3 separate regions of the Mus musculus genome follow, and regions 1 and 2 are each linked to region 3. A link is a loop called in an ENCODE intact Hi-C map of the cell type or tissue named here. Cell type or tissue: left cerebral cortex. All regions are shown on one strand.

Evidence for each region. A loop is a pair of places that touch in the nucleus more often than their neighbours do. Peaks named below come from ENCODE experiments on the same cell type or tissue, not always from the same donor. Only the 100,000 strongest peaks of a DNase experiment are listed, where the experiment ranks them.
Region 1: it touches region 3 in a loop (2.3-fold over the local background); 5 of 42 quality-filtered maps call a loop at or near these places.
Region 2: it touches region 3 in a loop (5-fold over the local background); 12 of 42 quality-filtered maps call a loop at or near these places.

Annotation. Positions count from the first base shown.
Region 1 is chr11:118,162,197-118,170,196 of GRCm38, reverse strand. Cyth1 (cytohesin 1) reads left to right here. Exons shown (of 14, transcript NM_011180.4): 13 at 1,027-1,181; 14 at 4,103-6,027. The coding sequence ends at 4,181. Among named protein-coding and RNA genes, the nearest start is that of Gm38514, 28 kb to the right of the region's middle. In left cerebral cortex, a CTCF peak has its summit at 4,240; DNase peaks (open chromatin) are centred at 4,318 and 7,670.
Region 2 is chr11:118,079,862-118,087,861 of GRCm38, reverse strand. It overlaps Dnah17 (dynein, axonemal, heavy chain 17), which reads left to right. Exons shown (of 81, transcript NM_001167746.1): 36 at 793-949; 37 at 1,690-1,794; 38 at 4,880-5,037; 39 at 5,423-5,561; 40 at 5,751-5,978; 41 at 6,251-6,388; 42 at 7,017-7,149. Among named protein-coding and RNA genes, the nearest start is that of Dnah17, 45 kb to the left of the region's middle. In left cerebral cortex, a CTCF peak has its summit at 3,881 (motif pointing left); a DNase peak (open chromatin) is centred at 3,887.
Region 3 is chr11:118,216,498-118,224,497 of GRCm38, reverse strand. The region is part of intron 1 of Cyth1 (cytohesin 1); the gene reads left to right. Among named protein-coding and RNA genes, the nearest start is that of Cyth1, 28 kb to the left of the region's middle. In left cerebral cortex, a CTCF peak has its summit at 3,729 (motif pointing right); DNase peaks (open chromatin) are centred at 2,958 and 3,707; H3K27ac peaks cover 507 bases.

The sequences.
Region 1 (8,000 bases), 54 kb after region 3:
GGAGGCCCATCTCAAACAAGGTAGAAGACAAGGGCTGACACTGGAACTTAGTCCTCTTCATTCCATCCCCATACAGTACACTGCATTACACACACACATGCACACATACAAGACACACACACACACACAGTGAATATGTATGTAATTTTGTTTTTTGAGACTGCAGTCCTGGCTGTCCTAGAACTCTCTCTGTAGATAAGGCTGGCTTCAAACTCATAAATCTTCGTGCCTCTGCCTCCTTGAATCTGGGATTAAAAGCATGTACCACCATGCCTTGCTTCTTTTTTTGGCTTTTTAAAAAACAAATCCTTAAAAAGAGAGTCCCTGGAAGCTTGTAGGCCGAATAGCCTGATAAACATAACAGCCAGATCAAGAGATCTGCCTCATATAAGATGGAGGGTGACTTTGCTTGTCTTCTGACCACCACACTTGTCATGGCATGTGTTTGCCCACATTTACATACATGCACACACACACACCAACAGTGTATCTTACTGGGAACTGGGTTTTTCTGCTGGCCTGGCTGGCCAGCCCTAGAGTCCCAGCAGGCTCACAGCTTCCTCCTCCCATTGTTGGCATTGCAAGTCTATGTGTATGCCACACCTGGCTTGCTATTATATATTTATTTTTATTTATATGTTTGTTTGTTTAGTTTTGGTTTTCAAGTCAGGGTTTCTCTATGTAGCCCTGGCTGTCCTAGAACTGAGTTTGTAGACCAGGATGGCCTTGAACTGAGATCTACCTGACTCAGCCTCTCGAGTGCCAGGATTAAAGGTGTGCATCACCACACTCGGTCTACGCCTGGCTTTGTCGATTCAGGATCAAACTCAGCTCCTCGGCCTTCTATAGCAAGCACTTTACTAGCTGCCTTATGTCCGGTGGTCTCAGAAAGTGCATGCTCTGAAAGTGCTCTCTGACACATCTCTCTCGAGAGTAAAGACAAAGAGTCTTTTGGGAAATGAATAACATTTTCTTTGATCAGCAGCTTCCTGAAATCTTACTGCCACTTTCTCGTGTTCTCCTCAGAACTGCTTTGAGCTTTATATCCCTGACAATAAAGACCAGGTGATTAAGGCCTGTAAGACAGAGGCGGACGGGCGAGTGGTGGAAGGGAACCACACTGTGTACCGCATCTCAGCCCCAACTCCGGAAGAGAAGGAAGACTGGATCAAATGCATCAAGTAGGTGGCTCCCTCCCAGGCAAGCCGCTTACCCACTCACCTCATGAGGTCCTCTCCGCTGCACTTCCTGTCCTGCCAGCCCTGAAAGGCTGCAGGGAGGTTCCCAGCTTGCTTCCCAGCAGGCCTTTGGATTCCTGCCTGTTGGAAAATTAGTAAGCCCTGTCTCTAGCCTAGGTACCCAGACAGTCAAAGACCCAGAGCGGGGATGAGTGCCACTCACCCCCATTGTGAGAGGCATCTCTTCCTGTGGCAGCTCAGTGTGACGAGCACTGGGCTTTATTAGACCTCTCATCCAGTGAGACCATTCTCCAGTTTGAGACACAGAAACTGAGGCCCACAGGTTTTGAGAGTTATGAAAGGTTCCAGAGCCTTGATGCAAGGCCGTAAAGCAGAGCTCCAGCCCCTCCCATATGCTGTGAGAACACAGGCGCCTGAGTGAAGGGAGCCACTTAAAGTCCACCATTAATCACAGTCCCATGGGTGAGGTTTACCTCAGGGACAGGCCTGCCCAGGGTGGCATGTAACTGGAAACAGGCTTTGCAAAGCCCATTGGTAGCTTCGTCAGCCTTGTTCCCTAGGATTCATGTGAAGCCTGGGCTGACAGGCATCTTTCTCCTATCCCCAGGAAGACAGCCATTGAGCACTCTGGCTTCTCCACCCTCTTGGCAATTATTTCTCCCAGTAATGTATACCTAATCACAGTCCTGGTACTGTGGCCGTCAGGTGTTTTCCTCAGAGAGCTTTCCTTGTTATCTGGGCTTCGATGACCTAGGAAGTGAGGAGGGCGCGCCATCAGGCCACAGGCTATCTCAGTGCTCTCAGACATGAGAGTCTGATTTAGTGTAGTATTTTGGTCAAGATTAGGCAGAAAGTAAGTAAGTTCTGGATGTGGTGACAGTGTACCAGTTGGGAAGAGTTGATGCTTGACTCTGTAAAGATGCTGATCAAAATTCCTAGAGAAAGGAAGCAGCTGGGTGGGGTGTGGACTCAGGTCACCAGTGGAGTCTTGCGGTCTTGCGGCACACTGCCCTTCTCTCTTAATTCCAAACTACAAGAGCTATTCTGAGGACTAAGTTAGAATGCCTAGGCTGATGGCTCAAACACGCTGCCTTCAGCTAGGTATCTCTCCCACGTGACAGCCATTGCACCCATCCTAATCCACAGATAGGGGCCAGGCTGGCTCTTTGCCACGAATCACATACAAGGAGGGGGCTCAGAACAGCCAGTCATCTGAGCATTAGCTGTGTGTCTGGGAAAGACCTGAGACCAGGGAACAGAGAGTACAGTGCATGTCCCGTGCCCTGCATGTCAGTTGTTAGGAGTTGATTCTTGCTAGTGGTCTAGCGTGAGAGTTGGAACTGTTGTCTCAGTGTGGTAGCTGTCTGTCTGTCTGACACTGACTCCCAGGGCTTCCCTGGACGATACCACATTCTGCATGGCCCTAGGCTGCCCGGTGTAGACTGCTGTTTCCCATGTGAACACACACTGTTTCTGTTAGTAGAATGCGCTTTGGCAAAGGCTCCTTCCCTCAATGCTCTTTCCAAAGAATTTTGGCTAGTTTTGTACATTTTGCGTCTCATTTAAGTTTTTGCTGCTATAGTCAGAAAAATGGAGTGTTCTTTAAAGTCCTTGTGGATGCTAGACCTCAGCTTCTGTGGAGGATGTGCGAATGCTGGAAGAAACCCTACATGCCCATTCCAGTGGGGTAGCCCAGAGGGTGGCAAGCCCCATACCATAGATGAGGAACTGAGATACAGCAAGGCTAAGCATGGAGTGGTAGGCTAGGCTCCGGCCTGTATGGTGACCCATGGAATGCTGTGCTCAGCATGGATATTGATGCCTCTCCTGTGCTCCAGGTTGAGATGAGAAGTGGGAAGTATATGTCAGGGTGTCGCAGAGGCCCAGACACACCTTCCCGTGGTAGCTGCTCCTTCTCGGGTTCCCAGCGGCCTGAGGAAGTCTGTCTTCACACTGGGTCCACAGAGCTCAGGCTGCAAGCAGACACTCGGAAGGCCAGGGATGCTCACTGTCAGCCATGAGTCTGCCCGACAGGTGTAGAGAGCTGTAGTTTCCAGTTCCAGAAATGTTAACAGGAGTTAATCATGGCACGGCATATTTTCATCTAGGCCCTATGAGTACTGCTGTACAAGGACAAGCACCCTACCAGAAAGGGCTGGCCACACCCAAAAGCCACGGGAGAATCACCTACCCCCGAAATGAATAACCTGACTAGCCTTGCTCCTCTGCAAACTGAGTCCTTGTGGTGGTGAGACTCAGGTTGCTCAGCAGATCTGGGGCAAAGACTATGACTACAGCTCAGACAGCACCCCCTGCCCCTCCCCCACACACAGACACACACATAAAGAAAGAGTGGGGAGGAGAAAGAGAGAAAGAAGAGAAGACTTGAAAGTATGTGCTGTGGAGGCTCCAGGTCACAGTGGCCCACCAGAAATAACCAAACCCAAGTCCTGCTTCCCTAGAAGACCAAGCGGCAGCTCTGTGACCCTACCCACAGCCACTGTCTAGTGCAGGCAAGTGCACCCTCCCTCACCAGGCTGGAGAGGCAGCAGGGCCCCAGCAGCAGCCGTAGGCTCCCAGAAGTCCCTGTGCAGTCCACGGCAGCCTCTTGAACACCATGTGTGGAATGACTTGTGGCATGTGTTACAGTACAGCACTCAGGGCTGCGGAAGACAGTCACAGCTGAGGAACACACAGTGGTTCTACTCTCAAGTGTTAAGTCGTGTTAGTGGGAAGAAGGCAGAAACCCCAGTTACTTTGTTACATGTCCCCATGTGTCACCTGAAGCTGTCCTGTAGACAGAGTGAGGGTGGGTGTTCCTGGTGAAAGCTGGCAGCACAGACTCCTGGGGTGGCACCGGCTGACCTGCCCTCATGCCTGCTCTCTCCTTCTCTGTGCTCCAGGGCTGCCATCAGCAGAGACCCTTTCTACGAGATGCTTGCAGCACGGAAAAAGAAGGTCTCCTCCACAAAGAGACACTGAGGGGGCACCAGGGCATGGCCAGCCCATGAGGCTGTGGCCCTTTCTCCTGCCTCCCCTGAGGGCGCTGTGGAGCCAAGCAGAGGAGAGCAGAGGGCTTCTCTGCCAGTTCCTGCCGTTCCGCTCCTAGAGACTTGCTTCAGCTTTTGCAGTTTTCTAAGTGGGAGAAGGGTGGGCGGCGAGGGATAGGCTGGAGACTGCGGCTGCCCTCATGGCTCTGGAGTCGCTCTCAGAGCCAGCAGCTGCCAGCAGCTGGTTCACAGCCTCAGCTCAGCAGGGCTGAGGCACCACAGGGAGCTCGCTCTTTACCTCTCAGTGTTCCTGGCCAAGGGCCTTCGCCTCTGCTCCGAGAATGCCTGTAAGGATGTACTCTGTGTACTAAGGAGAGAGGGGGAAAGGAAGAGAAGCCACGCACTATAAAGATTTATTTTTGTTTTTTTTAAAGCAAAAGTGAACGTAGCACTGTACTCTGCCCTCCTGTGCCCTGCTTCCCCTAAAAAGGGGGGCCCTGGGGCTGCGGGCACCCCAGGGGCTGCGGGCACTCCAGGGGCCGCTGCCTCATGACTGTGTGGGCAAGACGGGCAGAAGCAGGACTGCTGGCAGGGCCTAGCAGACACAGGAGGCCTCAGGGCCCCAGCAGGGCAGCAGGCAGGCAGTATGGGCAGCTCCCACCCAGTGCCTGGGGGACAGAGTGAAGGTGGTTAATCCCTTGCTGGCCCTCAGTGCCCAGGCCCACTGCTCTTTAAAGTGGAAAGTCTGCATTTTCCTAATAACCAAAACTGTGAGGAGCTCACCCATGGTGCTGGGTGGCGACTGTTTCATAGCTGGTTTTTCTTTCTCCTCCCCAAGAGCTCCACTCCTCGTTCTAGAGGAAGGAGCAGGTCTTACCTGATCCCCTTGGGGCTTCAGCCTTTTCTGCCTCAAAAGCCGCCCCTATTCTGGACTATTCTGGTGCACTCTGTGGTAGCCTCCAGGAGCAGGGGCCTTTCTCAGCAGGTTGCAGTGCAGTCAGGCAAGGGTAAGGTGGCCTTTTTGTCCCCTGCCCTCTATGGCATGGCATACCACAGCACACATGTGAGTGAACCCTGGCCTCCTAACTCAGTGAGAAGGGAGCCATGAAACGCAGCATCTCCTGCCGTTCTCTCAGGGACTCTCAAGGGCAGCTCCTGTTCCTTGGCCAGGGCTAGCATGCCAGTCTAGGCAGAGCAGGTGGCAGGCGGTGTCTTGGCACACTCCTCCACGTGGCCAAGGCCTTGGTGGCAGAATGCTGCCTCCAGGCAGGTGGAGGAGCCATGGGTCCCCGCTGGGCTGTGTGAGCTCAGCCTCTCTGATCTCAGAAGGAGGTCAACATCTCTGGAAATAGCTTTGCAGAGAAGGGTGGGTGTAGGGGGCGGCACTCGCCCCTCCTGGGGATACAGCAGGATCCGGCCTCAAGAGGCTTCAGGTGCTTGACACTCGAGTGTGAAGGTGACAGTGACTGCTAAGGGTCCAGGCTGGAAACCTGAGCCTCCTGCCGCAGAACCAGTCAATGCCTGCCCAGGTTGTGTGGGGAGTCAGGCAAGTGCAGAGCCCTCCCTTCACACCGGTTCTCACAGGTGTGTCCTGGGCAGGCCAGCACCTGGCTCAGTGTCAGTCTATTTATCAGAGGTGTAAATAATCCACACATAGTTTTTCTCCTTTTAGATTATTTTGTATTTGTTTAAAAAATATTTGTCAAAATACAAAGAAATGACTGAAACTTGTTGACAGGGTTTTTAAAAATATTATTATTATTATTATTGTTTTGTTTTTGCCTTGTAAACTAGCTCCAAGGAACTGCAGCAAATAAACTCCAAATCTGCCCACATCACTTCATGTTCTGCTCTGCTGTGGGGTCATCTCTTGTCAAGCCTGGGACTGGGGGCTGGAGCATCCCGTGGCATGGGTGTGCCCCAAACTCAGTGGGGCTGTGATTAAAACCAGGGGTTGGGTAGGGGCTATTTTCTGCCACGGATGGCATAACAAGGAAAGAGGGGCTTAACCCTTACCTCTCTTTCTGAGGAAGAAACTCAGCCTCAAGGAGCAAAAATTGTCCACGCGAGCAGCCTCCTGCAGTGTGGCACTACATATCCTTGTGAGGCAACTGAGCAGGACCAGGAAACGGAAGGTTGCTGGGCACACAGTTAATGGAGCAGAAGTTGGCCTCTGTGCTTTTCTTGCTTCCTTCTTTTTTCATTGACTGATTTTTGGAGACAGTATCTCACGTCTCTCAAGCTGGCCTTAAGCTCCTTGTGCAGCTGAAGATGGCCCTGAACATTTGGTCTGCCTCTGCCTCCCTCGAGTGCTGGGATTACAGGTATGTACCATGCCCAGTTTATGCAGTGTGCTAGGGCTTGCCCCCAAGGTTTCCTGCATGCGAGATAAGCACTCTACCAGCTGAGCTTCACCCAGGCCTGAGAATCAGCTGTTCTTAGTACATCATTGATGAACAACATAGAACAGGAGGTCAAGGAGACAACTTAGGGGCTGGGGGGTGGGTGGTTCAGTGGTTACAATCACTGGGTACTCTGAAAGTTTCAAAGGACCCGGTTTAGGTTGCCAATATCCACATGGTGGCTTACAACCACCAGTAACCCCAGTTCCAGATGTCCCAACAGCTTCTTCTGGCCTTTAGGGTCACTGTACAGACACGTGCACAGGCACACATGTAGACTAAATAACACACACACACACAAATAAAACTTTAAAAAAAGAAAACAATTCTATTTATTGCCAGAAAGAATAGAGTACTTACGTGTTTTCAAAGTGCAAGAGATACATATACTTATAAAACATTGAAAAGCACCATAGAAGACCTAAACAAAAATCTCATGTTTGGAGAGCAAAATTTAATAGTGAGATGATCCAGCGAGGAGTAGTGGTGTATACCTTTAATCCCAGTGCTAGGGAGGCAGAGGCAGGCTGATGTCTCTGAGTTCCAGGACAGCCAGGGCTACACAGGGAGACCTTGTCAAGGAAGGAGGAAGGATGTCCACAACTTGAACTTAGGAAGTTTGCTCCCTACCACATGGCAGTTAATGTTTAGAAGTATGAGATGCTGCTGTGAATTCAGCTCTTATCCCTCTAAGACTCAGGCTGAAACAGGGTCACCTGCTGCTGGTTGTAGAGGCAGGCTCAGTGAACAGTGTTTAATGTCCCAACGTTGGGTGAGAAGTAGGCTTTGCCCTGCCTGCCTTTTCTCTAGTGTTTCCTAACCTGGCTCTGAGGTTTGCTTATAAAGCATTCCTGGGGAGCTCATGGAGGTACTGGGGCTTGGAAGGCTATTTTGAAAGGTTCTAGAGTCTTTGAGAGGTGAGTCCTTGAGGAAGTAGGCCACAGAGGACCTAGTTCCTGAGACTGTCTTGTCCTCTCTCTGCCTCCTGTGTGCCATGAGGTGAGCGGCCTCCTCCACATGGTCCTGCTGCCGTGATGCTCCGCCTCACCGTATCAGGATCATCAGATCCAGGAACCGCGGATGAAACCTCTGAGGCTCTGAGCCAATGAGCAGCACTGAGGCTCTGAGCCAGTGAGCAGCATCCCTTTAGGTCCCAGGCATTCAGCTCACATCCGGGGAGAGCTCACAGAGACAGACCACTGAGCTGTGACTTCCATCAGAGCTGACAGCGTGAAGATCAAAGGTGGTGTGCACTCAGCGTCAGAACCCGTGTCCTGCCAGACAGGATGCAGGCATGGGCAGGATCAGCCCCAGCAGAGACACTGTTCTTGTCTCCTTTAATCCAGGCCTCTGCATCTTGTTCCTTGACATTTCACGACATTTACTTACCTCCCCGTGGCTTAAATTTT
Region 2 (8,000 bases), 140 kb after region 3:
TTAGAATCTACTTTCCTATGGATAACCCTGAGTTGTTACATAGTAATGTTTCATCTGGGCTGTTCTTAACTCCAATTGGTCAGCCCTCAGGGCCACCTTTTTTATGGTTCACCTAACCCATAGTGGCCTCAGCCGCTGCCGCCTCCTCCTCCTCTTCCTCCTCCTCCCTCCCCCTCCCTCTCCCTCCCTCCTCCTCCTCCTATTCATCTACTCTGACCCCCAAACCTGGAAAACCTAAACCCCACCTATGTCTCTTCTACCCAGCTATTGGCTGTTGGCATCTTTATTTACCAATCAGAAATAACTTGGGGCCAGGTCACAGATCTACATGCAGACTTCAGGTCTTGGGGGCCAGGCAGGAGCCCTGCTTTAGGCTGAGCTCTTGGTCCTTCACTGGCTGTGTCCCCAAGGAGTGGCTTCACCTCCCTGAGGTCTGCAGAACAGGGAGAGAGCTACAGGAGCCCTCATGAGTGTGCAGGGACTGAATCAATTACAAGATAATAAAACCACTCAGCCCAGAGGCTGCCCAAGACACCCTCAGCATGTGTCTGACGAGTCCCCAGAGTCCGTCCCCCAAACCCACAGGAGGGCCATGTCTTGCACCCACCCCTGTCCCTCAGCACAGTGACCACCCCCCCCCACCCACACACACACATGCACACATACACACCAGCTCTGACTTTGGTCTCTGGGCCCAAGTGAGTACAGCGGCCCCACAGTAAGCCGAGCAGAGCACAGTGGGGTGTGGGTCACAGGGTCACAGTGCCCCAGGTCAATCAAGGTCCTCTGTAGGTGCTACATCACGCTCACGCAGTCCCTCCACCTGATCATGGGCGGAGCCCCTGCAGGCCCTGCTGGCACGGGCAAGACGGAGACAACCAAGGACCTGGGCAGAGCCCTGGGCACCATGGTGTATGTCTTCAACTGCTCAGAGCAGATGGACTACAAGGTATGTGGCCAGGGCTGCGGGTCCCCACCCAAGAGCATGTACACCCAGAGTACCCACTAGCACTTGTGGAGGTAGAGGTCCCGGCAGTTCCATGACTGTCCCCTATGAATAGAGACACACACACAGGTAGGAGTACCTGATTGGCGTTCAGTGTGGGGTTAGGGTGAAAGTAGTGGCCACCGGGTGAACTCTGAAGGGGACAAGGACAGGTCCATCAGCTGCAGGGTCATGTCTTCTCAGAGGACTAAACAGGAGGGGAGGGACTCTGACAGTAACAGTCCCAGCATAAAAGGGAGGAGTTGGGGCGCCCTCCCGTTGGACGAGCCCCACAGCCTAGTGGTCCCATCCTGAGACTGAGGACAGTGGCCAAGACCCCTGCTGACTGAAGGTCATACCAGCGTGTCCCCCTCAGGGGCCCTAGAAAAGTGAAGTCTATTGATCCTAGAAGGACTTCTGTGTGAACTCCATGGGTGTGTTGCTGACCCTGCAGGGGACAAAATGGCATAGTCACACGAAAAGATCTTCCTGGAGCCCCAGCCCACCTCAGAGGATCCCTTCCTCCATGTGCATAAAATGAGAAGACAGGGGTAGGGATTGGGGGATTTCTTAACTTGATGTTCGCTTAGAAAAAACGCTGGGACCCTGCGGGTCAGGTGTACAAGGGCGCTGTCTCCAGACACCTGCTTCCTGCAGGCCTCTGGGGGCCACTCCCTCTCTCTGATCTGACTTTCCCTTTGTAGTCCTGTGGAAACATCTACAAGGGCCTGGCACAGACGGGAGCCTGGGGTTGCTTTGATGAGTTTAACCGGATCTCGGTGGAGGTCTTGTCTGTGATTGCTGTACAGGTAGGGCCCTTCTGCTTAGTCTCTGGGTCAGTGGGGGACCCGGAGTTGTGCCCAGTTTTCCTGGCATCTCAGTCACCAGAGACCCTCCTGTCTGACCACCCCAACAGCCAAGCACTGGGCAGGGAGGTGACACAGTGAGGCCTCAGATGCCCTGCCCTGGCTCCCAGGGGCCCTTACACACAGAGGGGACAGTAAGGGTCCCATACAGGGAGGTATAACTGATTCGGCCTGGGGATGCTAACGTAGAGAGCTACTTTGGGTGTGGTAGCTCATGCCTATAACTCCTGCCACTTTGTGATATGAACCCAGGAGGATTGCCACAAGTTCAAGGCCAGCCTGGTCTATAGAACAACCTCTAGGTTAGTCAGGACTATAGATTAAGACTTTGTTTTGTAAGACAGAGAAGGGGAGAGAGAGAATATTTGATAACCCTTAGTTGGCTTTGAGATTGTACTGTTTGGCAGCAAACTAGACCAAAATGGTACAGAATGTCCAACGACCCTCCCTCTGCCTGCCACCCACACACACACACACCCACACCCACACCCACACACCCACACCCCCACACCCCCACACCCACACCCACCCCCACCCACCCCCCAGCAGGCTGTATTTATAGTCTCAAGGAAAGGAAGTGCAGAATACAGACAGCTGGATTGATCACAGCTGCTCTGCCTTATCTGAACATGGTTTGAACAGTTGGCTGCCTGCAACCGGCTGGAACTCAGCTGTGGGCTTCAAGAACTAAGTTACAATATCTCCATGCATCGGTTGGCGTTCACTAGATAATCCATGTAGGGAGAAACCCTTCCCCAAGCTGGAGCTCTGTGCAGAGGTGGCCTCAGGCCAGTCAGGTGAACTTGACAGAAGAGAATGAAGCACTCTGGGCTTTGAAGAACACGGCAGTATCTCAGTATAAACTAACCAGCCAGAGCGGATGGGGAAGGAGTGGTTGTGTGTCCAGGGAATTCCCTAACCCGGCACAGAACAGCAATGGGGAATCCAAGGCAAAGGGGGTACAGGGTGGGGGCCATGTCAACACCCCAAGCTTTTAAACTCACCCGCAGGGCTCTGTGTTTCAAACAGGAGCCCCAGCAGTCCTGGTGCCCGACAGACTGGATAGACAACGGGCTCTGAGGTCCTCCAAGGCTGGCCTCCAATCTCAGATCAGCTTGAGACCCCACCTGCAGAGCCCTAGGCCAAGGCCCGACTTTGGAGGTCCTCACGAACCAGGCCTAGCCGCTTGCCCCAAACCCAGACAGTAAAAAAAAGGAATGATGGATAATGGGGAAAGGAAGATGGTACGGGTCAGGGGAGTGTTAGCAAGAGTTCCAAGGCTACACAGGAAGGGTGCTGGGTACACACACCTAAGCACTAGTGCGCAGTGATGTTCCTAGCATAGAAGTGACCACCAAAGAGAGTCTAAGAAAGGTTGAGGTGACCAGTTCTCAATCTGCTGTCCCTTACCGACCTGTTCACCCAGAGCTAAGTCAGTACATTGTAGCGGAAGCAACATTGTAGCAGAAACAGCTGCTACTCTTGCTAGAATTTCAGTAGGAAAAACCAGTAGGGGTGGGGGTGAGGGCAGGGCTCCTGAACACCCAGGTGGTGAGGAGATACAGGGGTGAGAGGACCCACAGGCTGGGGAAACCTCACCTCTAGAGCTCTCATCAGCCCCCCTCCCACTCCCCAATCTGAGAAGGGCCAACTGAGTTTGCCAAGGTGATAGCCACGCCTCCACCCTATCCTCCCAGGGTCAGTCACACACCTCTGACTCTCTGACTCAGTATTCACTCCCAAGTCATGGGACGAACCCTAGGATGTTCCACGGCACCTGTTTGATGATCTGAATATTTGTGGACACAAAAGAACAGGGACCAAAATGCTAGGAAGGTCCTAGCAGCAGGAGATGCTCCCAAATTCTTGCCCTCTAGTCCTGCCCAGGTGTGAGCCCTGTGGGCTAGAGACTGGGCGGAAAACCCAGCATCACCCAGAGTCACCTACCAAGTCCAGGCGAGCAAGATTTGGGCTAGGGGGAAAAAAAAAATCCCATGGCTGAGAGATTTCAGTCACGAGCCTGGAGCGCCCCCCAGTGGTGATCTTACAGTTTGCCGCTACCTTCCTTTGGTTCCTCTAAAATCCCAAGCAGAGACCAGATTTCTCCGTCCTGGTAAGCAGGAGATGGCCCCAGAGACTCTTGGATGCAGAGTGGCTACTAATAGGACTCTTATGGGTTCTTGTCAGAGAGTTGACAGAATTTAGCCAGGGTCACGGCCAGAGGACACTCCTGAGACAAAAGCCCAGCTGAGGTCGGCTGTATAACACCACGAACAACAAGATCACAGCGGTGGAGGGCAGAAGTCAAGGGCAATGACAGAGTGAAGGCCACTGCTAATTCACAGCCACCACACTCTGTAACTGGCGCGGGGGCTTGGGGGTGGGCCGACAACCCAGCCAATAAAATGCTTACCACACAAACCCACCGGCCTGAGCTCAGCTCCTAAAACCCAAATAAAAAGCCAGATGTGGGCACTGGAGAGATGGCTTTGGGGTTAAGGGCACCAGTTTCTTTCTGAGGACCTGAGTTTGCTTCCTGACACCCATGCCAGGTGGCTCCCAGCTCCAGGGGATTCCGCAGCCTCTGTGGCCTCATCAGGCAGCCAAACACACGGGCATACAGACACAAGCACACACATAAATCTTTTCCTTAAGGGGGGGGGAGCCAGATGCTGCCAGGTCTTTAATCCCAGAACTCAGAAGGCAGGGGCAGATGAGTCTCTGTGAACTCAAGACCAGCCAGGACTACATAGTGAGGGCCTGTTTCAAAACACAAAGCCAGATGCCAGATGTGTAATTCCAGCACCGTGGAGGGGGAGACAGAAGGATCCCTGGGGCGCTCTGACCAGCCAGTCAGTTGGTGAGTTCCGAATTCAACGAGAGACCCTGTCTCAAAAAAGTGTAGAGCAATAGAGGAAGACACTGTTGCTGTCTGGATTTCGCATATGTTCATACCCACACATATGTGCACACATTTGCACACACAAATGGTTACATTTTAATGTGTGTGTGTGTACCAACTGTCTAGGTAAAGTGTGTCCAAGATGCAATTCGGGCCAAGAAAAAGAAGTTTAACTTCCTGGGAGAGATAATAAGCCTTGTCCCCACCGTGGGCATCTTTATCACCATGAATCCTGGCTACGCAGGGCGCACGGAGCTGCCGGAGAACTTGAAGGCCCTATTCAGGTGACAGAGGAGGGATCCGGCAGTGTCCCAGGCTGAGGAGTTAGTGGAGGAGGTGGAAGACCCCAAGGCTAGCAGCTCCCAAGATGGAGTAGGGGTAACAGGACAGCAGGCAGGTCCTGGGGCTCCCCAAGTGGGGGAGGGGGGCGCGGTCCACAGCCGAGACACTGGCTATTCTGCTTAAGGAGTCTCAGAGGAGTCGGAGCAGGCGTGGGGCCTGGAGCTTCCTGAGCTGGGTGTGTGGATGGATGGGGGAGGCTGGAACCCGGCTTCATGTACCCTGAAGGTTGACTGGCAGGGACACGTGGCCCAGGGGAAGAGGGGCGGCTGGCTGATGAGGAGCCAGGGAGGTGAAAGCGGGAGAGACAGCTGCTCGGTCACCTCTCAGGCCCTGTGCCATGGTGGTCCCTGACTTCGAGTTGATTTGTGAGATCATGCTTGTGGCCGAGGGCTTCCTGGATGCTCGCCTCCTGGCCCGGAAGTTCATCACCCTCTACACCCTGTGCAAAGAGCTGCTCTCTAAGCAGGTGTGGTGTGTTCTCCCAGCCCCTAGGGCTCTTGGTCCAACCTCGGCTGGGGGCGGGGGGGGGGCGGGGGGTGGTGATCCATACTTATGTCTCTGCCCCTCCCTAGCCCCGAGATGAACTCTGAGCCTGACAGTGCCAGATGACCACAGTCAGACGACAAGTTCACATCCGAGTTCCCACTCCCCGCAGGACCATTATGACTGGGGCCTTCGGGCCATCAAGTCTGTGCTGGTGGTAGCCGGCTCCTTGAAGAGGGGAGACCCCACCCGGGCAGAGGACCAGGTGCTCATGAGGGCCCTGAGAGACTTCAACATCCCCAAGATCGTGACTGATGACCTGCCCGTGTTCATGGGGCTGATCGGCGACCTCTTCCCAGCTCTGGACGTGCCCCGGAAGCGAGACCTGAATTTTGAGAAGGTAATTCTCTCCCCTCCCCGACGTACACCTCCGTATCCATCCTGAGAAACTTGCCCTTGAGTGCTGCAAGAATCGGGGGCAGGGGGGAAGAAAGTTGCTTCCTGCTCCCCAGCCAGCCCCAGGCTTCAGAACTGATGGCCACAGAGATCTGGAGTCGGGGTTCCAGGGCCGTGTGAGTTCTGGGTGAGATTAGGGGCACAGCTTGGCAGCTCAGCCACAGAAAAGGTTGCCTTCCCGTGCCCTCTTAACCCTGCCACTACTGTGTCTCCCAGATCATCAAACAGAGCATCGTGGAGCTCAAGCTTCAGGCAGAAGACAGCTTTGTGCTGAAAGTCGTCCAGCTGGAAGAGCTGCTTCAAGTCCGACACTCGGTCTTCGTCATTGGGAACGCGGGCAGCGGCAAATCGCAGGCACGTCACCAGCACTAGTCGGTAACACACACACACACACACACACACACACACACGCACGCACGCACGCACACATCACCTGCCTCCCGGAGGCCTGCCACTCACACACTCCTGTTCCCCAGCAAGGCCTGGAGCCATGGTGAACACCTGGGGGTAGCAGCCAACATCACCAGTGCTAGCAATAGGAAGCCAGCCAAGTGTCTGTCTGAACGCCCTCAGGCAGGATCCTTACCCTCTTATGAAACCCATTCCCTAAAACACAAGAACTAGGGGATAGAGAAACTGGGTGTGGTGGTGCACACCTTAATTCTGGCGCTCAGGAGGCAGAAGCAGGTGGATCTCTGTGATCTGTGAGTTCAAGGCCAGCCTGACCTACATAGAAAGTTCTAAGTCAGCTGGGCTGCAGGACAGTGTCTAAGAAAATGGCAAGTCACAAGGGAAACTGTGCATGGCGTCTTAAAAAGAAATTTGTGCACACATGTACACACACACACACACACAAAATATCCTCAGGTGTCCTTAAAATCAGTCTCTCTGAGTGAAAACCGTCCAGAGCTGCACAGAGGGCTGCCCCGTGCAGACCGTCCCCATACAGGACATTGAGCCAGTGGATGCTCCTCACCCGCAGGTCCTCAAATCCCTCAACAAGACCTACCAGAACCTGAAGAGGAAGCCCGTGGCGGTGGACCTGGACCCGAAGGCTGTCACCTGTGATGAGCTGTTTGGCATTATCAACCCGGCGACCAGGGAGTGGAAAGATGGTTGGTGCGGTGCGGTGGGGTGTGGAGCGTTACCTGCAGTGGGGCTCTGAGACCCCGCCACGTCCCTGAGCAGGCTCCCTGAGACCTGTGCGGGTTCTGGTCTGGTCCTGATCACTGCAAAAGGGCTGATGGAGCCCTTGCTGGTGCACTCAGAGCGCAGAACACCTGTACCACCAGGCAGGAAGAGGGAGCTGAGGCTGACCCAGAAGCCCAAGTAGAGGCCCCTCTCACCTCAAGAAGGGACCCCGAAGCTGAGCCCTGCTACACTGACAGCCTCCTGTAGAGCACTCCACAGGGAGTGAAGGGCGGGCCCCTGTCCACCGGTTCGGGGATAGAGGCTTCTTCTGGTTGAGGCTCCATTGGGTTTGCCTCATGAGAAAACTGAGAACTGGGCCAGGGAAAGAGGGGGCTGGGGTGTCGACCATGTAAGCACCTCCTGACTGGAAGCAAAGAGCAGGCCCCGCTCCCCTGCTCCCTGAGGGAGGTGGCACCCCGGCCCCTCTTTCTTTCTCTTTGTGCTTTTCCCACCCACCTCCTGTATACACATTTCTACACGGGTATCGCATCGTGTCTCTCCCCTCGTGGGAGGACAAGCTCCGAGAGGGTGATGGGGCTTTGGTCAAAGCTTTCCCCCCTCCCACTTTTCCGTGCTCGGTACAGGGAGAAAGCGTGGGGTGTGTGCGTGTGAGCGAGTGAGCGGGGTGTCAAGCATGGCCCTGTGACCCTCCACAGGAGGCTGCTGAACCTTGAAGAGCCTCTGAAGGGGCGGGGCGTTCAGTGGTGGGAAAGGGGTGGGGCTGAGGGGTCAGGAGGAGGCAAGAGCAGAGGCTAGCACAGGTACTGAGGAAGGG
Region 3 (8,000 bases):
TCCCTTCCTCCCTCCTTCTTCCCTCTTCTTCCTTTTCTTGCTTCACAAACCTTCTCTACATAGCCCAGGTCCTCAAATTCAGGACACTCCTACCTTAGCTAGAATTACAGGCATGGACCACATACCTGTGAAGAATAAAAATATGTTTTCTAGATGAGAAAATTCTCATCTGGAGAGAGCAGGTGACTTCTGTCCAGCCCAGGCCCAGGCAGCTGGCTCCTGGGAGTTTTGGATCCTGGTGACATTTCTACAGATGTTGATGACAGTTAACTATCCATTCAGAGAGAAATTTAGATCCATTTGTTGTTTTATATTTTAATCAACTGCAGATGAATGAGTTTAGATTAAAGACAGACAGACAGACAGACAGACATAAATTTGGTGATAATTTTAGTTTTATTGGGAACACTAACTCCTAAGTCACCCTCCTTTAAACCCAGAAGTCATAAAGACTAGTTTGACAGACTAGACTATAGATAGATGAACTTTGTGGAGCAAAAGCCCTGACGAAGAAAGTTAAGAGTGGCAGTGGAGTAGCACATAGATCCAGAGGATCACTGTCCGGGCTCCATGTAGAGCATCTACCACCAGCAATGAGAACTCAGCCAACAGAGCATGGCGCGTGTGTGCTTGGCACCCCTGGGGTCACCCAGTGGGACGGAGAGAGAGTGGTGAGTGCCTCTTCCTGCAGGTGTTGGAGCAGCTTCACAGCTACAGCTGTTCATTCAGTGCACCCAAGAACCCTGGTCTTGGTTTCCAAATACCATCTACATTCAAAAGGTTCCACAGTCCTTGGCAAGATAGTGATGCCATGGCCTGATGTGACAAATCACGAAATGAGCCAGCCTGGAAGATCCTGTGATGGCAGAAAGCAGTGGAGTTTAGAAATGCTGAGCCACCGTGAGGACACTGGCAGTGGGATTACCACTCAGAAGCAGATGCTGAGGAGCAGGAGTCCCCCAGTGAGACACTAGTCTAGGGGTTGGAGTGCGGTTACAGGTAGCCTCACAGAAGCCCGCCTTACTCTCCTTCATCCAGTGTTCAGGGTCATCGATGCTGACAAAAAGATTGGTTGCCTCCACATACCTCTGACCCAGAGGCGACCTCATTTTACGTGTTATTCTTATCTAATCGCGTGACCTCCGTGTAGTCCGAAGCTGACAGATGGAGGCTGAGGGACTGATGAGCTGCTGCTCAGGTGTCAAGCCCTGAAACCTGGAGTGACTGCTGAGGGACCGCCGTGGGCTGAAAGTGACTGAAGAGACTTGCCAGTTAAATGTAGTGGGAACCTCTGGTGGTGTGCGCCTGTAGTCCTAGCATGTGGGTGGTAGAGGAGAGTCAGGAGTTCAAAGTCATCCTCAGTTACGTAGGGAGGTGAGGCTCATCTGCATTACAGACAGCCTGTCTTAACAAAGGATGACAAAGAACAATATTTACATTTTTAGAAATGAAATAGGTGAGGTATTCTGAGGTTTGAGCAGAAGGCATTTACATGGAAGGTGTACCATCTGAGTAAGCTCATTGCATTCACAGTTCCTGGCAGTAGTCACATAAGATGGTTCATGGAAACCTCATCGCCTCTTCTGCCCATTCAGAAATGTTCAGAGAACACTAAAGAGCTGTTTCCGTTAACTGGAACTCAGCTCTGAATACCTCACAATTCCCACGGGTCCTGGCAGCAGACGGATGGTGGAGAATGCTCTCTGTTCAAACACAGTCTCTGTGGAACGCACCCTTGGTTAGAGCCTGAGGTACAGCCTCGTGCCATGACACCTCATAGAACGTGCTGTTAGTCTGCTGCATACCACCCTCCCCACAGGGCAGCCATGTGGGTGTTTGGTGAACTCAGAGAAAATGGCCTGGAGACCATTGTCAAGGCTGGATGGAGGTTTCCTGTTGGGCTGTGAGTGGGCCCCAGATTGTTACTTCTGTGTTTTATCCACTGTGCTTGCCCTGCTTCCACAGAAGTACAGTCATCACACATTCCTATGCAGTTTCAACCAGGAGGAAGGAAGAGCAGGAAGGCATGCTGTCAGTGAGTATTGTTTATAAGACAACTCAGGCTGCTTATGCAATGTCTGCTTTATTTAATAGCAGGTTGGTTTTTTGGTTTTTTGTCTGTTTTGGACTGGCATTTCACATCTCAGAAAACTTCTTGTTGTCCATGAAGGTTTGTTTTATTGTTGCTGCTGCTGTTGTTGTTTTGTGGGTTTTTTGTTTTTGTTTTTGTTTTTTTTTGTTTTGTTTTGAGACAGGGTTTCTCTGTGTAGCCCTGGCTGTCCTGGGCTTGCTTTGTAGACCAGGCTGACCTCAAACTCACAGAGATCCACCCGTCTTTGCCCGAGTACTGGAATTAAAGGCCACCACTGCTAGCCTGTGAAGCTTTGGTAGCAAGGAGCTGCCATTTAGGAGTTTCAGAGTTTAGGCAAACTGTTCCTATGTGGTACCATGGGATGAGGTACAAGAGAGAGCATGGTGGGAGGGGTGAGGTACAGGGGGAGTATGTGGGAGGGGTGAGGTGCAGAGGAGAGCAAGGTGGGAGGGTGCTCAAAGAAGGGCCAGGGCAGATGGCTGTCACCTCCTTCACCCCTAAGCATACTTCATCTTGAATTAGAGATGATGATGGTGAGGATGAGATGACTAGAGAATGCCTATTCTGCCTCAGTCAAATAGCTCAGAGAGATCAAGTAGTCCTGCAGAAATATCTCTCTATTACTTTGCGAACTCATCCATGTATTTAAATTTCACTGGGTGGATTCTCAAGACTGAAGGCTCTGGTCTCTTAGCTAACAGATCTTGCCAGACCATCCGGCAGTGTGATGGATCAGTTTCCTGATAGGACTCCTGTTTGCCTTTTCTCCATCCCTGCTTCTTGTAGTCCACTCTCTGGAGTAGGTTCCTTGCCTGGGAAGAGAATGAGCTTTGGTGTGACTGGGCACACAGTTGTTTTCAAAGAGTGGAGTAACGAGGAGAGTGGGAGTAGGAGCCAGGCGTGCTGGCTCTTGAGGGGACTCCTGTGCTGCGCAGCTCTGTCTGAAACTGTCCTCCATCTCAGATGGGGCTTCCTCACCCCAAAGGTTATATCTTTTGAGATGGTGACTTCTGTGTAGCATTTGTTATTTCTAGGTCACCTCTAAAGTAAATGCCAGACGATGCCACCAAGTTCTTGGTTTTCTCAAAAGGCATTTTTCTTTCCTTCTCCAATTTCTCCACTATTCCCACGGGGGAATTTTTTTTTATTCTTCCTCTGAGCTTGGAGTTCTTCAGCCTCAGAACTCCGTTCTTAGCTGCTTTGTGGTCATCTGTTCCAGCTGCCACCCTGTGTCCTTCAGTAAACCCCATACTTAACACTTGGGGACAAAGTGCCAGACAGAATGGCTCATAAAGGTTCCGCAGTGTTGGCCAAATCTGAGCGGAGCATTCAGTACACACTTGACTGTAGTTACCCTGGGCAAGGGAAGGCTTGCTGGACAGAGGGATGCTGGCATAGTGGTGTAAGCCTGTGCCAGCATTGGAAGGCAGAGGTCTACATAATGAATGTGAGACAATCCAAGACTACAAAGTGAGTTCCAGTCTCAAAGCATCAAGAGGGAAGAAAAACCCTAAGGGAGAGTGAAGCTGAAAGTTGCCACATAATCACAAAATGTATTTCCTACATTAGGGTTGCACCAAACACACTTTCAAAGGTAACTTAACAGCCATGGCGAGCAACAGTGTATTCATTTAGCCAGCAGAGGGCAGCATAGACCAGTCTCCGGATACAAGCGGGTTTTTTTTTTTTTTTAAGTTTATTTTTTAAACTTTTTCGTTAATTAATTAAAGTAAATTTTTTGTTCTCTTCACTCAAAAGATATTTAAAGGTGCTACAGTAGCCACATTGAAGTGTGCTGTGAAGATTGATTCAGCATTAGCTTTATCATTCCTCCCTGTGGATCATACTGTGTGTTCTCTGCCGTGGAGGAAAGTGTCTCCCTGGCATCAGTAACATGTCAATGAAGATGCAAGATGTACATTCTAACAGCTCTGGGCTGAGGTCGACTGGGCCTTATGTCATTGCCTCCAGAGAGTCGCTTTAGCTGTGAGACTTCTCAATGCTAAGACACCACTGCACTCCAGGAGGACAGTGGGTCTTCTCTGAGAGCATTGTGGCAGGGAACCTGAGCCATACCGTGCTCACTCTGGGACACTTGATGGCACTGATACTAGATTTTCTTAACAAAGGAATAAGATCAATCTTTGTTGGTTTTACAACATTATACCTTTTCTGTGTCTTCATTTTTCCTGCAAATGTCAGTTTCCCTTCTTAGAAAAAATAAAATAAGACAAGAGATATCATGGTGACACACCCTTGTAATCCTAACACTTAGGAATTGAACTTCCTCGGTTGCAAGTTCAAAGCCAGCCTAGACAAGTAAGAACCTGAAGAAGGGGGGGTGGGGGGACGGGACAGGCAACATATAACATTGTCAAAGGCATGCATTAGGCTGTGTTTGTTTTGACAACTTGTTAATGTTGACTCTTCATTTTGATAATAAAAGTGTTATAATTCTACCTCATGCACGCTTGTTCTGGCCAGCCATGAGAACCCCATGGGTGTCCAGGTGCCAGAGAGGCTTGTCAAGGGGACAGGAGCAGGCTTTAGGGTCTCAGCAATATCTCCTCCTCTGTCCTGGAGTCTTCTTCTCTGGAAGGCACCTTTGAACACAGTGCTTGGTACACTTGACCCTGTTGGTACTGTTTTATGCTGTGGTAGAATTTGACAATTAATCAGTGACAGACATAAGACAGGAAAAAGTGACCCTTAGTGCCACTGTGCTAATTTCATTTGTAGCATATTCCATAGGCAATATTTATTTATTTTTATTTTTGGTTGTGAGCTTAGCCCTTAATGGCTGAGCCATCTCTCCAACTCATTTATTCATTTTTAAATGCTAAGTAGTGGTTTCATCAAAAATATATGTGTAATTTTACTTGGTGGGTAGACATGTGGAAAAGCTAAGCTATAACATCTGAACCAGGCAGGAAGTGCTCTAGAGTTGGAGAGTAAGCATGGTAGTGAAGCACAGAATATCATAGAAATAGTCATGTCATCCAGTGTCATGGCAAGTCAGCCATCTTTGTATGTTCTCACCTTACCCATTACTGGTGGGTGGGAGTAAAGGATTAAATATGTTTATGTGTCTGGACCCGTCAGCTAAGCAGTGTGCTGTGCTGGGGGCCATGGAGGAAGAGTAAAGCCGGTGTTCCTGCCATGGAACACAAGAGTAAGTACAGACATGACAGGTGTGCTAATTTGCCCTGCATGTCTTCCAGAACATTATGTTGTACACCTTAAATATGCACAATAAAATTTATTTTAAAAACAAAATCACAGAGGAACAGCATGACATGTGATTTGAATATGCGTATGTCTTCTTCCGCTTGGTTGGGTCTCCCTCAGCTCCTATGACGCTCCACAGTATCTGAAGCACTGTTCTGAGCCTGGTCTGCTTTTGTTATTTCAAATGTCCATGGGAACTTCCTAGCAGTTCCCATTCAGGTAAGTGCATCGTGACCTTTCTAGGAGACTCCATTTGGCACTGGCTATGGATGTGCCTAGTGTGCGAGATGCTTATATATTCCAGTGTTCTGCATAGTCCTGTTTATGTTAACTAGATGCTGTAAACTAGGGATTTTTTGGTTTTGTTTATTTTATTTTATTTTATTTTAGTTTAGTTTATTTGCTTTTGAGGCAATGTCTCAATATGCAGCCTTAATTCCTCAGAACTCACTGTGTAGACTGGGCTGGCCTTGAACTCATAGAGATCTACTTGACTCTGCCTCCTGAGTGCTGGGATTGAAGATGTGCACTACCACAGTCAGCTAGGATGCTGGAACTCTTAATATTGCCAGCTTTCAAGTTCTTAGCCCCAATTTGTAAGCTAAAGCAAGAGGAATGAATGTTCTTTCACTGATCTACGTCCTGCTTAGGTAGAGTCCTGATAAGTTGCTTAGCCTGGCCTTGAATATGCTTTGTAGCATGGGAGTTAGACTTGAATTTGTAGCCCTCTGCCTCAGCCTTTTAAGTAGTTACGATTACAGGCCTGTGCCTAGGACCCTGGATGTTGATGTTTAGCCTTTGAGACGGATGCTCTTGCTCTATAGTTCAGGTGGGCCTCTAGCTCGTGATTCCCCCACCCCAGGATCCTGAGTGTTGGGATTACTGGGGTACACCACATGCCTTGCCTAGTAAGGATGATAATTATCTAGTTACTCTTCTCTGAGTCAAACATGGTACTTTGGGACTTATAACAGGTTTCTTTATTCCTGTTTTAGTTAACAGAGTTAGTGCTGCGCTAGCTTTAGGAAGCAGAAATCAAGCAGAAGGCATTGTGACATGGTCAGGGGGGTTTGTTGCATTCCAGTTTGTAGGGCAGCTTTTCAGCTTGGGCTCACAGAAGCTAGGACTCAGGCCTGTCCCCTGGATTGCCATGAAGTCTCGTGATTAGCCCAGTAGGGCTGCTGTATGAGCTACTATGATTCTTCCTTTCTTCCTTTCTTTCTTTCTTTCTTTCTTTCTTTCTTTCTTTCTTTCTTTCTTATACATGAGCATGTTGCTGACACACCAGAAGAGGGCATCAGATCCCATTACAGATGGTTGTGAGCATCATGTGGTTGCTGGGAATTGAACTCATGACCTCTGGAAGAACAGCCAGTGCTCTTAACCACTGAACCATCTCTCTAGCCCTTGATCACTTTTTTGAGAATTATACTAAGAATGGTTTATTGAATTATGGAGGTGAGATTTGTGAAGGCCCAAAGCCAGGGACTGATGGACAGGGCTTTGAGGAGCTGTAGTCGGGGACTGGAGGACAGGGCTGTGAAGTCCTGATTTGCAGAGGATATGAATCAAAGGTACCCAAGGGATAAAGCTGTGAGATCCTGAGAAGTGGGGGTGTAAGGGTTCATGGGGGTCGAGGGAAAGGACTGGGGAGCAGAAGCTGTGGGGCCAACCTGTGGCCTGTGCTCAGAAGATGGAGTTCATATTTTTAACCTTCTCAGGCCTTGACTCTTCATGCCTCATTTGAAGTGCATCAGTAGGCCCTGGCACTACCTTAGACATAAATAGAGTAGGTATTTGAGCCTTTTATTGCTTAGCTGCCCATCTCTCATAGCAGCTTCTCAGGTCATATGGCATCTGCCCTGGTTACCCGCACCCAGGGTGGTATGTCACAAAGGAAGACAGGTGTCTCTGATCTGCCTAGAACGTGGACATTCATCTCACCCAGAACAGAAACTGCTGTCCTTGAAACAGCCCAAGGCCTCCAACAGCCCTCCAAAGGCCTCTGCCCTCTAACCCCCTCCTTATAGTCCTTCTAGCTCCCCACTGAGTCCCATACTCTTCAGACCCCCAGAGCACATGTCCAAGAGTGGCCCAGAGTCTGCCTCAGCCCACACAGGGGAAACACTATGTCCTTTTAGTCCTTGATGTCTCTGCAGTCCACATCCACTGTGCTCAGGGACCATTATTGGGGGAAATGGTAGAAAGGAAAGATTATAGGTTTGATTGTTTTTTAAAAAGATGTGTAAAACCGAAGGTAGAATTGGAGTTAAAAATAAGTTGCAGATTGCATTACATGTTTTAAATAGTCTGTTCAGTTCTACAAACCAGTAGGAAGGATGGCAGTCAGTAGGAAAACAACCCCCAAGGTGTGGACAGTAGCTCATGAACAGAAGTGCTCTCGTGCTTCTGGAAAGGCAGCCTTGATGGCAGTGAGGCCAGTGCAGAGATCAGTCCTGGGAATGTCCCCACCCGTCAGTGCAGTTCATTGTGGACCGGGCTGGACACATCAAACTCTAGGAATCCAGACACGTACTGTCCCACTGCCAGGAGATAAGAAACAGGAGTGACCTGTCCTTCCCGAGTCAAGATCATCTGGGAATCAGATCTAATGCCAGAGGTAGAGATGGGGTTTGGATCACTAGACGGGTTTTGAATGCAGCTGAGTGCATTGATACAG